2 separate regions of the Mus musculus genome follow, and region 2 is linked to region 1. Evidence: chromatin loops called from intact Hi-C (ENCODE). Cell type or tissue: gastrocnemius. All regions are shown on one strand.

Region 1 (8,000 bases):
AAAGAGGCCAAATAGCATGGCCCAGTGATCTTTAACAAATGGAATCCCCCTGCCTTATCTGGTTATGATGTCAGTGTGATTGTGACAGACTGTGACCATGACGACAGTGTGATCATGATGAGAGTGTGATCCTGATGGCAGTGTGATCATGATGAGAGTGTGACCTTTGGCAGTGTGGTCATGACTACAGTGTAACCATGACTAAAGTGAGATCATGGCAACAGTGTGATCTAGGGTCTTTTCCCTTCTGATCCATGGAGACACTGGGTTTCCAGAATTCATCTCACCCTCCTTGACTCTTGTCTTCTCTTGAAGATAATGTTAACAAAATTATCATATCATTTCCTCCCAAACTACAGCATGCAAGCCTGACAGTGAGGTAAGGATGGAGTTTAGGATTTTCAGAACGCTTGTCATTTCCCAGCAGTTATTGCTTTGGGATTTGGGACATAAGAACTACTTGCTACCAACCAGACTACTTTCTGCAATCAGGGGCACAGAAGTCAAGGTGTATGGTAAGTCTCCATCTTACCATATATTCTCATGTCAGTTTAAGACAAAATCATGTGGAATCTTAAGGACTGGGGTTTCCCTCTCTGCCCTCCACCCTCTACCCCTTAACTCATGTGATATTACAGTCTTGAACTTAAATATAAAACAACTTTTCTAAAATTCTGCTTCAAAGAGCTGGTGAGTGTTTACCCAACCCCTAGGCATAGCTCCTCAGGCAGAGGGGTGGCGTTCCCAACCCCTAGAAGCCAGACTAAAATTTCTCTCATGCATGCAAACTTCCTAGAAAGGCTTTGGAAAGTGGAGGCCCAGGCCTTCTCCATCATGGCACATGCATGGGTTGATGCATCAGTCTTTAGCCACCAACCCCTTTTCTTCCTCAACTATTCTCCTGAATCAAGAAAATGTTCCTTTGCTCCCTGGAGATCCACAGCTTCCTGAGGGCTTGAGGTTGAGATGTGGAGAAGATTGTGGCCACACCCCTTCCCTATTGTATTTTTTCTCCAAGTGATGGGACAGCGCACAAAAGTAGAAGAGAATGGCCTCATGAGATGGTAGGTTCCTGGAAGGGCTAGACCCTGCCTTGTCATCTTTTTATAGACAGTATTGAGATGTCCCCCGTTGGGTAGAACTTCATGCCATGTACATAAGCTGCCACAGAGCCACAGGTCCTTCACATCCTCCCACACAGAAAAAAAACTCTCCTACCAAATGCCCTCTGCTTTCAAAATCGCCTGTAAAACATCTCTCCTAGCCAGACCACTGTCTCTCTTTCATGGCCCATGGCATTCTGGAATTAAGAGAGGGAGGGGATTCTGCATACTATACCCACCCTCATAGACACCATTACCCTGGGAGGCCTTAGACCACCAGGAATACTGCAGCACTGGCTGGTAGAGGAGGTGACTTGAGCCCATGGATAGTCAACCTGTGACAGGCCTTCGCGCTCCACAAGAGGCTTCTTTTCCTCCAGTTTCAATCATGTGTGTGTGTGTGTGTGTGTGTGTGTGTGTGTGTGTTACACACACTTGTGTGGAAATCAGAAAACAACTTGTAAACATCAGTTCTCTCCTATCATGTGAATCCCAAGGTACAAACCCACATTGGCAGGCAGCAGGAGCCTTTACCCACTGGTCGGTCCTTTTCCTCCAGTTTTGAAGATAGCACTGCTCTACTCTAGTTCTAGAACCAGATTGGGGTCACCTTGGATCACTTCAGCAGTTCTCTTGAACTTGTAACCCGTGACAGCCAGGATCTAGGTGTGCACCCTTCTCCCAAAGGCACTGGCCTTCTAAGCCACTTCCAGTGACCACCTGAACCCAGGTTCATCCTGAAGGCATGCTGCCTTTGGCCACACCCCAGAGAGCCAACAGGCCCAGTTTCAGAAGCAGCTAAGAGGGAAAAGACAGCCCAGAGGAATTGTGCTGATGTCATCAGATATCCTCTCGGGCAGAAAAGGCTAATTTTCTCGTCTTCCTATTTTCCTATGTTCGATGTTTTTCAATGAACTTATATTACTTTTGTGATTAGGGGGAAACTATTTACAATCCAGCCTGGCTTTCCTACAGGCTGTGCTTGTGTACTTACAGAGGATCTACTTGGAAGGGTGGGGTAGTGGCAGAGAAAGCCCTGGCCAAGCTGAGGCCCATCATCCTATACCCAAGCAATGAAGCCCCTTCTCTGGGCCTTTCTGGGGTATGAAGCTTCAAAAGGTGCAGTCATCAATCTCTGCCCTACAGAACGCTGACTGTCAGCGTATTCCAGGGCGGGGAGTTGGCAGTAAGCATCCTTTATTCAGGACAATTTGACCAGAACAGTGAGGGGGCAGGGCTAAGCCCACTCAGCATCAAGACTCGGAGGTACTGTATGCACACTTCCCCAGCCTTTTCCAGGATATTGAGAAGCCTTACTTAGCAGACAGACTTTCAGAGGAAGAGGGGTTACTAAGAAGGCCTTACAGAGGCATGGCCTGCCCGTGGGCACCAGGAGAATCCAAGGCTAGGTTCTCTTCCAAGCTATCCAGACCTAAGCCAAAGCTTTAAAGGCCCTGCTCAACCACCTTGCTTTGAAATGTGGGGTGAACAGCAAGTAAGGAGTTTCTGTTTGAGTGACCAAATCGGGTCCCTTAGCTCAGGACAGACTCCAACAGCTGAGAAGCATGGAGTTCCCACCAAGGCTGGTGATCCGGTCCCCTCTGATTAACAGTTAATGTGTTGATTCAAATTGATTTGGTGATTGCAGGGAACAAAACAGAAATCTGTAATCCATATGTGTGCAAAGTTAACCATTTGTTGCCTGTGACTTTTTTTTTTAGCCAGGCAGCAGCCAAAGTGAACCACCACACAAGAAGACTGGGTATCTTGCCCCACCCCTGCCCGAGAGCATAGGCACGGCTGGGGCAGCTTCCTCAATTCCCCAGCCATCCTTCAACTGGCTCCACCCACTCTGAGGATCAGCAGAAGTGTGGGGCTGGAGAGATGGCTCAGTGGTTTAGAGCACTGACTGTTCTTCCAGAGGTCCTGAGTTCAATTCCCAGCAGCCACATGGTGGCTCACAACCGTCTATAATGGAGTCCAATGCACTCTTCTGGTGTGTCTGAAGACAGCTACCGTGTACTCATACAAATAAAAATAAATAGATCTTTTATTTTAAAAAAAACACAAAAACAAAAACAGAAGCATGTCTCAACTCACACCCTGCCTCTGGACACCCCCTTAGCCACTCATACTCTTAAAGCCGGCTACAAGACACTACTTAAAAGTCACCTCTGACCTCTGGCTCCCATGGGCTTGTCACCAGCTCTGCCCCATCTCCCTTCAGGCCCCACTTCTCAGAGTTTCCCTGTGTTTGTCTCTCCGAGGCACTGAGGTACCATCTGTCTTTCCTTGGCTTTCACCCTCTGGCCCCTGGCATGGTTCTAGCACTGTCAGCACCCTATAAATGCCAGTTGAATCCTAAATTGCTCATCAATTTGTGAAATTAACCCACCTCCACCTCTCGTGGCAGTTGTCTATAAATTAATTCACGATGCCTATGTGAGCAGGGACAGACACGGGAAGGAAATCGAGGCAGCCTTCCCCCCTCACCTTCCAGGGAGACCTTCCCCACACTCACTCTCTTCTTTTTCCTTCACATATGTATTTTGGGTGAATGAACTTCTGTGCTTGAATAAATATGCAGTTCTTCCTGTTGGAAGTGCAATAAATCACTGCAAACAAGAGGCACCCCGCACAGTGGAGATGGAATGGCTTTTGCCAGCACTATCAGAAGGAGGCAGTGACATCAATAATGCTGCCTGTCAGAGCAGAGGAAGGAAATCAAAGCCCTTCCTGGGAAGGATCCTATTTAATTGATGTATTCACAGGGGCATAGACTCTGATCGATGCAGCCTGGCAAGGACCAAGGAAAGGCCAAGGTGGGGTGTGGAGACTAGGTAGTGCCCAAACCACCCAGCCGCAAGCAGACAGCAAAACCTCCACTCTGCCCCGGCTTTTCCACCTCTTAGAATGTATAACTATTTTTTTCTTTTCTTTAAGATTTTTAAGATTTATTTTTATGTGTGTGAGCGTTTTGCCTGCATGCATGAAAGTGCACCATATGTATACAGTCCCTGTAGAGGCTAGAAGAGGGTGTGTGATTCCCTGGATCTGGAACTATGAATGGTTATGAGCCACCAGTGGGTTCTAGGGACCAATCTCAGGTCCTCAGGAAGAGCAGCAGGTACTCTTAACTGCTGAACCATCCGTCCTGCTCCATGGTTCTTGTTTTCCATTGCTATATCAAAATAGCTCAGGCTAGACATCTTACAAAGAAAAATGGTTTATGCAGCTCATAGTTTTAGAGGCTGAGGTCAAATATCAGAGGATGTCATCTGTTTAGCCTCTCGTGAGAGCCTCACAGAAGGCAGCCTAGCAATTGCAGGAGCTATGCAGGAGAACCCAGCTGGGCCGATAGGGTCATGGGCCAGACTCACCCATTTTATATTTAGTTCACTAGGGAACAATCATGGCATCACAAGAATCATATCAGCCCCTCCCAGTGATCTAACCACCACCCACTGGGCCCCCCTCAGTGCTACTACCACACTTGGGGCCAAGTTTCCATTCCACAAATCTGAGGCAAAGTATAGCAATACCCAGCTTGGTGCCAGATCAAACCAGCCTCAGGGGTGCTCTCTGCAGGATCTAGTCAACAATGCCCACACCTAGCTACAACGTGAAATCCATAAAGTTGGCTAGATGGAGGACTCTGTTGGAGTTGACCAGCATCAAACACATATCCACGACTACATGCTCTGATTCTATCCCAGGAAAATGAACTAACTGATCAGCAACAGCTCTTGAGTAAAACCGTGAGTCGCTCAATGCAGTGGCTGGGGCTCATGTTTATCCTCTCACAGACCAAATCTGCTTGCTCATCAAAGCTTTGCTCCATGGGCCTGTAGCCCTGCTGTGAATCACAAGTACCCAGGAAATCAGTTCATATATGGTAGCTTAACCCCAGAGGACATGTGAAGGCAGGGTGAGCACCCACAGGTCACTGGCATATTCCACACAGAGACTGAGGATCACTAAACCCGTAGGAGGGCAGAAGAGTGGGTCACTCTGCCAGCTCTTCCTGAACATCAAGAAAATTGGTCCTGATAAGAGCCTCAGCTTTTTTTGGCGGGGGGGGGGGGGGTGTTGAGATAGGGTTTCTCTGTGTAGCTCAAGCTGCCTGTGACTCACTCTGTAGACCAGGCTGGCCTCAAACTCAGAGATCCACCTGCCTCTGCCTCCTGAGTGCTGGGATTAAAGGTGTGCACCACAACCCCCTGACAGAACCTCAGCTTTATAAACAATTTGCAATGCAGTCCTGTACACCCACTGACCACAATGGCCCACTCAGGCCCAAGAATCCACTCCACAGACCATACAGAGCAGATACTAAGTCTAGCAGAGTAGCTGTTGCAGCTCACGTCACAGAGAGCTTTCTTTACATGCACAAAACCCTGGGCGGAATCCCCAGCACCACGTAGCAAGATGTGTCAGCTCACACTCAGATCCCAGACCTCCAGAGGTGGAGGTAGGAGGGTTAGAAGTTCAAGGTCATCTTCAGCTATACGTCAACCTCAAGGTCATCTTAGGATACATGAGACCTTTTATTTTTTTCTTTCTAGATCTGGGCTCCACTCGATCTGGGCATCAGATTTCATTCTAGATGGTTGTGAGCCACCATGTGGTTGCTGGGAATTGAACTCAGGACCTCTGGAAGAGCAATCAGTACTCTTAACAGCTGAACCATCTCACCAGCCGAGACCCTATTTTTTTTAAAGATTTATTTATTGTGTATACAATGTTCTACCTACAATATGTCTGCACACCAGAAAAGGATACCAGATCTCAAAACAGATGGTAATAAGCCACCATGTGGTTGCTAGGAATTGAACTCAGGACCTCTGGAAGAGCTGTCAGTGCTCTTAACCGCTAAGCCATCTCTCCAGCTCCCCATTCCCCACTTTTATTTGTGAAACAAGCATTGATTTGTTTGAGACACTCAGATTTAAGGAACCTTACCATTCAATCATTTTTCTAAATAAAATTAAACCCAGCTGAGGTCCCTGATAACCCTTACCTGGTACCCTAACTCCAGGGCAGATCTGTCTGAAACATCACCATTCTGATTTGGAAATAATCCATGGAGAGCTGGTGGGGAGACGCCATGATTCCAAGACAGGTCTTTGATGCAGGCAGCCAGCCCGGTCCAGCCAGACTCCTTGAGATCCTGAGATAGGAAAGGGACACCTTATCTGCTTTCCCAAACCTCACCCCCAGAGCCTAGTGTGATGATTAATCTCAACTGTCAACTTGATCAGATCTGGAAACAAATCAGTGGCACGCCTCTGGTTAGGTCTACGAGGGTGTTTCCAGGAGGGATTAACCAAGAAAGAAGTCCCTCCCCCAAAGCGGGGTGTACTTTACCTAAGGTGGCACCAACAGGATGAAGACCAAGGGAAAGCAATGGTATCCTGTCTGCTGCTGCCAGCCTTCACGTCAGCTTCTTCAGCCTTCTTACATAGACGGAAGACTAGCCTCTCTCCAGGAATTCCCCTAGCCTTCAACACCAGACTGGGACAGCTGAGGATGGACTAAGTCCCCAGACGTAAGAACACCAGGTAGCCTTTGTAGGCTCAGTCAAAGCCTCACAGGGCCCCAGCTAAGACTTTTCTCCAGCTTGAGCCGGACAGAGAGCATCACCAGACGCCCACCAGCTGGATTGCAAGGGCCATTCTGTGAACAACAATGTACTTTCTCCATTCCAATGGTGAATTACTTAGGGGTAAAATGCTTGTGGAGTCAACCTCTTCCACTCCATACCTGCCCACGTGCATTCTTCTGAGACCATGACGAAGGACAATGGGAACCCACTCACTTTCATCTGGTCTTCAGACAATGTCTCTGGGAATCCACTACATGGGTGGGACCTCTGTGCAGGGCCTGTCTCCTCAAATCACCTGCCTGATTCTAGTCAGCCACCTGGCAGTGAGAGACTTGTTCCTCCCCAAGCTGGTGTGTGGCAGAGGAGGTTGAGGACCAGCTGACCCCCTGCAGAGAGCAATGAGAACAAGGTGATGAGCCCTGCAATGAACTCCAGACATGAGTCTCTGCACGGCTGATGTCCATGATGCCAGCACTGCAGATCCTAAATCTTTGGGAGGAAGTGGCCCAGGACCACTTGCTCAGTAACCTCTCTTCTCCTACCTTCCCCAGTCACCCTTTCTCTGTCCTATCTAGGCCTGAGAAGCATTGCTCAACCCTGGGACCCTACCTCCAGCAACAAGTCACTGGTCATCCCCATTCCTAAGGGGACTTCATTTCCCTGCCCCTTAGAATCCATTTATCAAATAAGCCTACACAAATGCTGCTGAGAATCTGTGCCAGGCAGAGAGCAGAGGGCACAAAGTCCAGTGATCTCTCAAGGGCCCAGCAGGAGCCATGAGGATTCATCCAGCCCATTTTTTAACAAAAATAACAAGTTGATGCTGACTATAGAAATGACTCTTAACTGCCACCATCCCTGCCACGTGGGATCATCTTGTTATAAGCTAGCCTGTAAACAGCAGTTCAGAGTATGTCACTTTCCCAGCGTCTCACAGAGCCCGTCCATCTTCACACTGCCATGCATCTCATCTGCAGTAGATGAGACTCTTCCGCACTTCCCACCCATGGCCAGATACACCCCAGAGAAGGGAGGCCACATGGATGGTAGCCGAAGGTTGTCTATGCTGAGGAGCAACACTGGCACAATTGCTTCTCACTTCACCTTGTGTAGAGACCCACCCACCTGCGAGAGGCAGACCTGTGGCCAAAGGCCCGACCCCATCATGCTGTGAACTTGGCCAAGTCAGTTAACCTCACAGAGCTTGTGCAAGTGCGGAGAATCATAGTGAAGAGATGCTGATGCTTCAAAATGTTTGCCACCCCAGGGCACAGAGAAGGCAGGAAGGCATG
Region 2 (8,000 bases), 51 kb before region 1:
GAGATGTCACATCAGGGGAGTGCATGACTCAGGAATGGGGAGGGAGGGAGGGATGGAGGGAGGGAAGGAGGGAGGGAGAGAGAGAGAGTCAGAGGGAGGAAGGAAGGGAGGGAGGGAGGGAGGGAGGGAGGGAGGGAGGGAGGGAGGGAGGGAGGGAGGGCAGGCTGGAGAATGGCTCATCTATTAAGCCTACTTGCTGCTCTAACAGAGGACTGAAGTTTAGTTCCCAGTATCTGTGGTTCCAAGGGTCCTGCTGTCCTCTTCTGGACTCTGGGTATCTGCACTCACATGCATGTACCCACACAGACATACACATACAGATAATTAAAATGAATATTATTAAGACACAGACAAATAATGAACTAAGACAAAAACATTTTATTATTTCACATACATCCTGGGCAATACTGCAGGTCTGCTCCCCACCCCATCCCCCAAGATTTTGAGAGAAGAGCTGGTCCTCTTAGAGACTCTTGGGGAAGGAACATGCAGAACCAGGCTCAAAGGGGTCTTTGGAGGCTGCCGGGCACAGGCACCTAGACTCGGCACCTAGACTGAGGGTTGACACTAGCCAGGGAAGCATTCTGGCCTCCCTTGAACAGGCAGAGCTGTTGAGAGTCTGGGAGAGCAGTTCCCAGCCTTCCCATTGGAAGTTCAAGGAGGAGGGGGAAGATGAGGGGACAAATGTCAAAGGGGGATTGGGGATTTAAAGGAAAAGTGCTCAATGTAAATCTTTTTCCTCTCCCTGCTGGTCCGTGGTCTCCCTGGGGACAGGATGGCAGCACGCTTACCCCTTCATCCCTCTTCTTGTCCACCTGCATAAACATACGTCAAAAGGCAGTCAAGCACATCACTCTGCATGCACACAGAGTAACACCCTCACATGCTTCCACATGATTCCATGTATACCCAAACATGCACACACATGCACACCGTCACATGTGTACGCTTGCCTCCATCTCAGCACACCACATACCTACCACACATACATCTACACCATGCCATGTGCTCCTGCATCCTCCCTGTGCCTGGTATGCAGAGAGTGGGTGCCCAGTCAGGAGTGACTTCAGTGCTGACACATTAAGTTGGGGGCCAGCATGTCTGAGGAGCCTTCCAGTTAAATCTCACCACCAGCTCCTGCTGGACGTGCAGAGTTCTCAGCCAGGCTTCGCAGGATTAGAGAAGCCTCCTCTTCCATAGCTACATCTGAACGGTCCCAGCTCGGGTGAGGGTTAGTGGCATAGTTGTTGGTATATTTTCCATCAACCTTACACTTTCTTTATTCAAGCATCCAATGGTGTCAAGGGAGCACCTGCTGAGCAAAGCACCTCCTCATATCTGGGGAATCCTCTTGAGAAAAAGGCAAGCTTTGGGGGAAATCCTGCATTCCTGCATACCCCTCAGTCTTTGGGCTGCAGCTTCCGAGATCCACTGAATGGCTTGTGGAGGAAAATGATCTCTGGGGAGGAAATCCTGAGTGGATTTGCTGAACCATGTGCCTAAGGAATAACCAGTAACTTTCATTTAAAGATAAAGGGACAGTCTCCAATGGCATAGTGCAGAGCTGATCAGTCTGCTAACGCAGAAAGGACCACATGGAAGACTGTGTTGGGTAGTGTGTTTTCAAAAGGGCTAGCATCCTCGGTCATCTGGTGGCCTGGCTGTACTCTCTGAGTCCCACCTGTCAGGGCCAGTGTCAATGCTCACCTTCCAGGACACGTCTAATGAGCCAACCAAGGAGCAACACTTCCAACGTGCCTCAGCCTGAAGGCCCAGGCTGGGGCATGAGAAACCCCAACAGGACCTCAGAGGACTTGGAAGCACACAGCGGCAGCCCTCCAAAGCCACCTCTGGGCAAGACCCTGTGTTTGCTTCACAGCAGAGTCCCGCACGCCTGCCATTTCTAATTACAACATTATTCTTTATTTGTTTTCCAAATTATTCTTCCTGTGTCACCTTTTTCCCTGAGCCCTTTTCCTCCCTCCAGTGAAATCTGGCACCCCGAGCAGCACTCAGAACTAAATTAATTATAAAATCATATTAATGTCATCCATACAGCAATGAAATTAATTTATTCCATACATCTGAGAGGAAGTCATCAATTATGAGCCTGGACTGTAGCATTTTGTGTTACAGCATTTACAATTCTTACGAATTTTAATATTTCTCCCAGCAAGAATTGCCATAAATATCACCTGCCGTAAAATCTTGATTTATGAATTAAACCTAACTTCCAGGTGCCACTAATATTTAAATACTGAACATTTAATTCTGATTAAGTACATGCTCAAGGTATTTATCCCTGTATGAAAAATAAGTCTCTCCACCTCTCAGGGATGACCTCGGGCCCGGGATGGGAGTATATGTAATAGAATCTGAGCCGGGAGGTTGCTATGGTTTCACATAAAGGCTTGGTCCCCAGGGTAGTCATGTCAGGAGGTCCTGAGACAGCAGTTCTCAACCTTCTAATACAGAGACCCTGTAATACAAGTTCTTCATGTTGTGGTGACTCCCAACTATAAAATCATTTCATTGCCACCTCATAAGTGAAATTTTGCTGCTATTATGAAACATAATGTATATATCTGATATGCAGAATATTTAATATGTGACCCCAAAGGGGGTCCAGACTCACAGGATGAGAACCACTGTCTTACATCTTTGGGAGCGCTGCCCTCATAAGAAATTGTGACCCCAGTCTCCATCTGCCTCCTGGTTGGTGATGTAGCCACATGCTTCACCACATATTCTCACTGCTACAACCTGCCTTCCTCACAGGATGCCAGACCAACAAGGCCACCTGATCTTATACTTGAAGCTCCAGAGGGTGAGCTAAATAACCCTTTGTTCTGTATAAGCCTCCATTACAGCAACACAATGCTAACAGGATTCTTGTAAATGCTTCCCAGATTCCATTTCTCAGAATATATGCTAAGCCTGATACCAGGGTAACCTAGCTGTGGCCTTCTTCCAAGACCTGACCATGTCCTGGAGCTCAAAGCAGTCCTCTCTAATCATGAATCCAGCATCCAAAGAGGCAGCCTCCTCTCTCACTTCTCAGAGAACGTTAGAGGACACTCAATTCCACATCCACAAGACAAAGGCAGACCCAGAAGCACAATCCTATAATCCAGATGCTGGAGAGACAGAGACAGGAAGGTCCCCGAGGCTCACTGGTCAACCAACCTAGCAAAATCAGCAAGTTCTAGTTCAATGAGAGAGCCTGTCTCCAGAAATAAGATGAAGAGTAAGTGAGAACGAGACTGATGTTGACCTCGGCCTTACATCCACATGAACACATTCATGTACCAAAAAATAAATATGAATGAATCTCACAGATGTAACCATGAGAGAAGTCAGACAGAAAAAAATTCAGGCTGAGTGAGTCCGGTTATTATATATGACACTGATGTCCATAACCAGGCCAAGCTCAGCTGTGCTGTGAGGAGTCGGGATGAGGGTGGGTGGGAAGTTCCCGGAAGGGGACAGGGTGGGGTGGGAGGGCATTTGAGAAGCCTGGAACATTCTGTCTCTAGATCTGGTCTCTTTACAAAGATGTACTCACCTTCTGGGATTCATCAGGCTGAATGCTTGTGACATGTGCTCTATAATTGCAGAGTGCACTTACCCTAAAAAGCAACTGTTGTGTATCTGAAGTTTGAACATAACGGGGCCTCCTGGGCTGTGCTTGTCTGACAACTCTACTCCATTCTCCTGCTAAGGGGCAATCTGCTCAACAACACCTAACAAAGCCAGGCTGATCCCAGCTCCCGGGCGACAGAGACAATATGATCAAAAGGATCATATTGAGGGGAGTGTCAGAGAAGACAGGTTGGCAAATACATTGTATGGCTCTGTAACACAGAAAATCAATAGTTTTAAGGTCCAGAGAAGAGATTCTGTTGCTACCCGATTAGGACCTACGTTCAAGTTACCTGTGGGACACTGATAGCTATGCTTCGCCATCACCTTGGCACATCTGGAAAAAGGGAACTTTAGTTAAGAACTGCCTCCGGCAGATAGGCATGTGGGCTTATCTGTGGGACATTTTCTTGATTTCTATCTGCTGGGCACTTGGGCTTATCTGTGGGGCATTTTCTTGATTTCTATCTGCTGGGCACATGGGCTTGTCTGTGGGGCATTTTCTTGATTGCTAATGTAGAATGTCGGAGGGCCCAGCCCACCTCGGGCAGCACCGTCCCTAGGGAGGCGATGGTGGGCATATGAGAAGGGTAGCTGAATGAGAGCCTGGGGACAAGCTAGTAAGCAGTGCTTGCTCACAGTTCCTGCCTTGGATCCCTGACTGACCTCCCTCAACGATAGGCTGTGACCTGAAAGTATGAGCTGAAACACCCCCAATCCATTCCCAAGTGGGCCCTGTTGGGAGGGGTGTCTGTCTGGAAGCCTTTAGGGACTCGTGGGATCAGGCATAGCATCTCAGCAACTCCCAATGACCTAAGCTCTTACTCTCCAGAACTCAGCCCCTTGGTATGACCATGGGCTGTGACTCACTGCCCCTCATGCCTGACCACCTGGTTTTTCCCTCGATGACCAAAGCCCGCCTCTCCTGTTCTATTCCAGGACCCACAAGCATTATCCAGCATCTACACCCTGTCCTGACAGATGGTGAGTGGGGCTGGATCGAATCAATGAGAGAGCAGATTTCTGAAACCCATTTGCAAGACATATTCCTCATAGACACAATATACTCTGCAGATGTTTTCAACACAGCACAGGCTGTGCTCAGGACTCTCATGGACTATATGTTCTAGTGTACCCTGAAGCATCTGCCTTGACAGGGACAGGCTCCAGGACATCACAGAGAAAGATAGAGCCCTGGCACTGGTGGGAATCTACCTAGACCCCATGAAGAGCCCTAGTCCACTGGGAAATCAACAGACTCCAACACAGTGGCCTCTCCATCCTGTTGCCCCTTCCCTGGGCTCCTTCTCTGTGTAGCCTCGAAGAGTGAAAGAAGTCTCTCACCTTGGTGTCTTCACTATGAGGGATTCACCTCTCCACCCCTCACCACTCTCTGTCCTCTCATATCCAACATTGCCTGCTCCAGAGTCACTGGAAATTCCCATAAGGCATAAGAGTGTCTGCCATGCTGTCCTTTGAACCTTCTATGGCTCCCACTTCTTAGAAAACCAAGCCTACCATCTTCAGTCATAGAGCCTGGCCCCATTACTCCCTGGGTGCACACACACACACACACACACACACACACACACACCCTCCTGGGTCTCAGCTCTAGTATGTTTGTTCTGATGGGGTTCCCTTCTTTCTTTCCTTTTCTCTCCTGTAATGCATCTGAAGTGTCCTCCTCCTGGCCACAACTCTAGATTCATTCCTTATCTCCCAGGAGACTGAAGGCCCACTTTGAATTCCAGCTCTCTTCCTTTTATCTTTCCTCCTCCCCTTGTAAATTCCCAAGGGAAGAAGGGGCCACCAGTCTCCCTCTTCAAGGCCCCAGAGTCAGTTAAGGCGTGTACCAACTGCTTCAACAGAACAACTCAGAATCTCAAGACCCCTGCCTGCATAGTGACCACCGAGGTCTCATGCCATGTACAGTGTCCATGTTTCTCCCAAGTAGCCTTCCCCAGAGTCATTCTGACACCCAGTCCCTCCCAATGAGCCTTGAAGTGCTCTAACTGCATTTAGTTAGCAAGAACTTACCACTTATCTCACACTGGGGAAGTGAGACTATAACCATGTGGTGGGCACTGCTGCCTGTTGATAACAGGGAAAAACAGATCTTCTCCAGATACATGTGTGTACAAATGAGGCCCAGGAAGTGTGCATGGAATGTACACACAAAGAGGCTAGAAAGAGGCTTAAGGCAGGCAGCAGGGAAGCTCTAACGATTATGTGCTAATATGTGCTGGGTACAGAGAGACAAGGACTTTAGAGCCACATAGTCGGGTAGCGATCCCTGACCTGAGCATAGACAGTTCCAAGCCTGGGCAGTTCATGATTAGCCCAAAACCTTGTCTGATATTTTCATGAAATGAATTAACACCCACTCTAAGACCTAATACAGAGAGTTATTCAAGAACAAGGAAATACTGGTATTTACCTTATATGATGCTATCATAGGAAACCAGAACCTCAAATCCCTTGGGCCTCTTGCCCAGTTATAAGTGGCCAAGCCAGAACCTATCCCAAAGCTGCACTCTCACCAGGACTGCATACAGCTCCTCGGGTCTTTCCAAAGGTATTCCTCCAACCTCTCAGCTCGAACCCCAGTAAAATACAAAGAACCTAGAGTCCCTCCTGGACTCTGGTCTCCCTCTGACCTCTCACCTACAAAACCATACGTTATCAGCCAAACACAGAGGCCTCCATCCACATCGCAGGCTTCCTGTTTACAGCCCTGCCTCCCTGACTGGTCCCCCTCCACTTTCCATCACTGAACCTGTACAAGCTGTATTCACCACTGATCATCCTCCACATGCTCTGTCTCCTCAGAGTCAAGACTGCAGACCAATTCCCATCTCTCCTTTCAAGTCCTCCCTCTATGGGCTCACACAGCAGATGAGTCCCACCCCCACCCCCACTAGACTCACCGTAGCAAAAGAAAGCAAATCGGAGTCCAGGCTACCGACAGCCAGACACACACCTGGCCCTGGAGGCTCCTACCTGTCTCCAAGAATAACAAGCATGATTGCTCAGCTGATAGGGTACCGACATTCAGAGCTGACCCAGGAGAAAGCCTGGCAGAGAGGATCTGGGGCAGTCAGGTACCACCCTTCCAACCGACAGCCGCCTCGTGCAGATCCTAAGAGATGTTCATGCCCTTCCTCTGTACCAGGCTTGTTACTACTTCTCAGTCTAAGGATGAGGGAACGTGTGAAAATATAAAAGGCATGCCTTCCTTCTTGGAGAGGAGCTGGGTTCTTTGGAACATTCTCATGTCACCAGCACGAGACAGCTGATCATATTGATGTATTGATTTGTGCGCAGTTCCTAGCACCCCATATATGGGCAGAGGGGTTTGTGAAGAAAGCCCTCACCCATGCCTTGCTTCCTGGGTTATATCTGCGTGGTATTTGGTCATCAACCAGGGAGGCATGAACCTAAACAGAAACTGTGAGCCACAGGCAGGAACCGTGGGCAGGAGGCCAGGAGGCCAGGAAGCCAGGAGGCCAGGCTGGACCCAAAGCCTACTGCCTAGCACCACCCTCCTGGACCTGCAGCTCCTTAAAGTTTGATACATTGTCAACTTCCATTCATACAGAGGAGCCCAGCGGGACTGAGGCAAGTTAAATCACCGAGTCCCTGATGCAGAACATCAGGGGGAAAATAACTCTCATTACTCTTCGTTATTTCCACACTGGAGGCAGACAATGCTCAGCCAAGGGAGAGGGGCCTCCACAACCCACCCCACCCACCTGGCTGGGGTCTTCCGGCCCTGGCCTCTCTCCCTCCATCTTCCTGGATCCAGCCAGGACATTTGTCATCTTCAAGTTCTCAAATGCAAATCTCAGCAGCCTGACCCTGACAGAAACCCCAGCTGTAGCCCTGTTCTAGACATGTTGGGTCGTTTCCAGGCTCCTTAGGCCCAGGCAGATGCTCTAGCCACAGTGACCCCCAGAATACCAGAATGCCAGAATCAGCTCCCTTGGGCCCTAAGCCTTCAGCACCAGGAAAAGGACAAAATCATGATGGCCATGGGGAGAAGAGGGAACAAAATTCACTCCTTCAGGGACAAGACCCAGAGTGCAACCTGATCTTTAGCGTCTCTCTCCTGTGTCTAGGACCTGGTATGTCTGTACCATCATCCTGCAGACACCCCCACTGCAGACACCCCCACCCCAACCCCTCACCATGGTTCTTCCTATTAGCCTTTCACGTTACATCCCTGCCTAAGTGTCACCTCCTCCAGGCAGCCTTCCCTGACCATTCTAGTCAGGGAAAGATGCTCTCCATCTCAAGGAACCTAGTGTGATCCCTGCTTTCAAATTTTTCTTTAAGGGAGGAGCGTATCTGTCCCCCCT

What was found. Peaks named below come from ENCODE experiments on the same cell type or tissue, not always from the same donor. Only the 100,000 strongest peaks of a DNase experiment are listed, where the experiment ranks them.
Region 2: a loop joins it to region 1, with 2.2 times the contacts of the local background. A loop is called at or near these places in 2 of 42 quality-filtered maps.

What each region holds. Positions count from the first base shown.
Region 1 is chr7:132,538,856-132,546,855 of GRCm38, forward strand. Gm35249 (a long non-coding RNA gene) reads left to right here. Exons shown (of 3, transcript XR_378549.3): 1 at 1-515; 2 at 936-1,064; 3 at 2,825-3,019. Among named protein-coding and RNA genes, the nearest start is that of Gm35249, 4.6 kb to the left of the region's middle. In gastrocnemius, no CTCF peak of the experiment used is centred here; DNase peaks (open chromatin) are centred at 3,377 and 7,844.
Region 2 is chr7:132,488,102-132,496,101 of GRCm38, forward strand. No RefSeq gene overlaps it. Among named protein-coding and RNA genes, the nearest start is that of Gm35147, 26 kb to the left of the region's middle. In gastrocnemius, no CTCF peak of the experiment used is centred here; no DNase peak of the experiment used is centred here.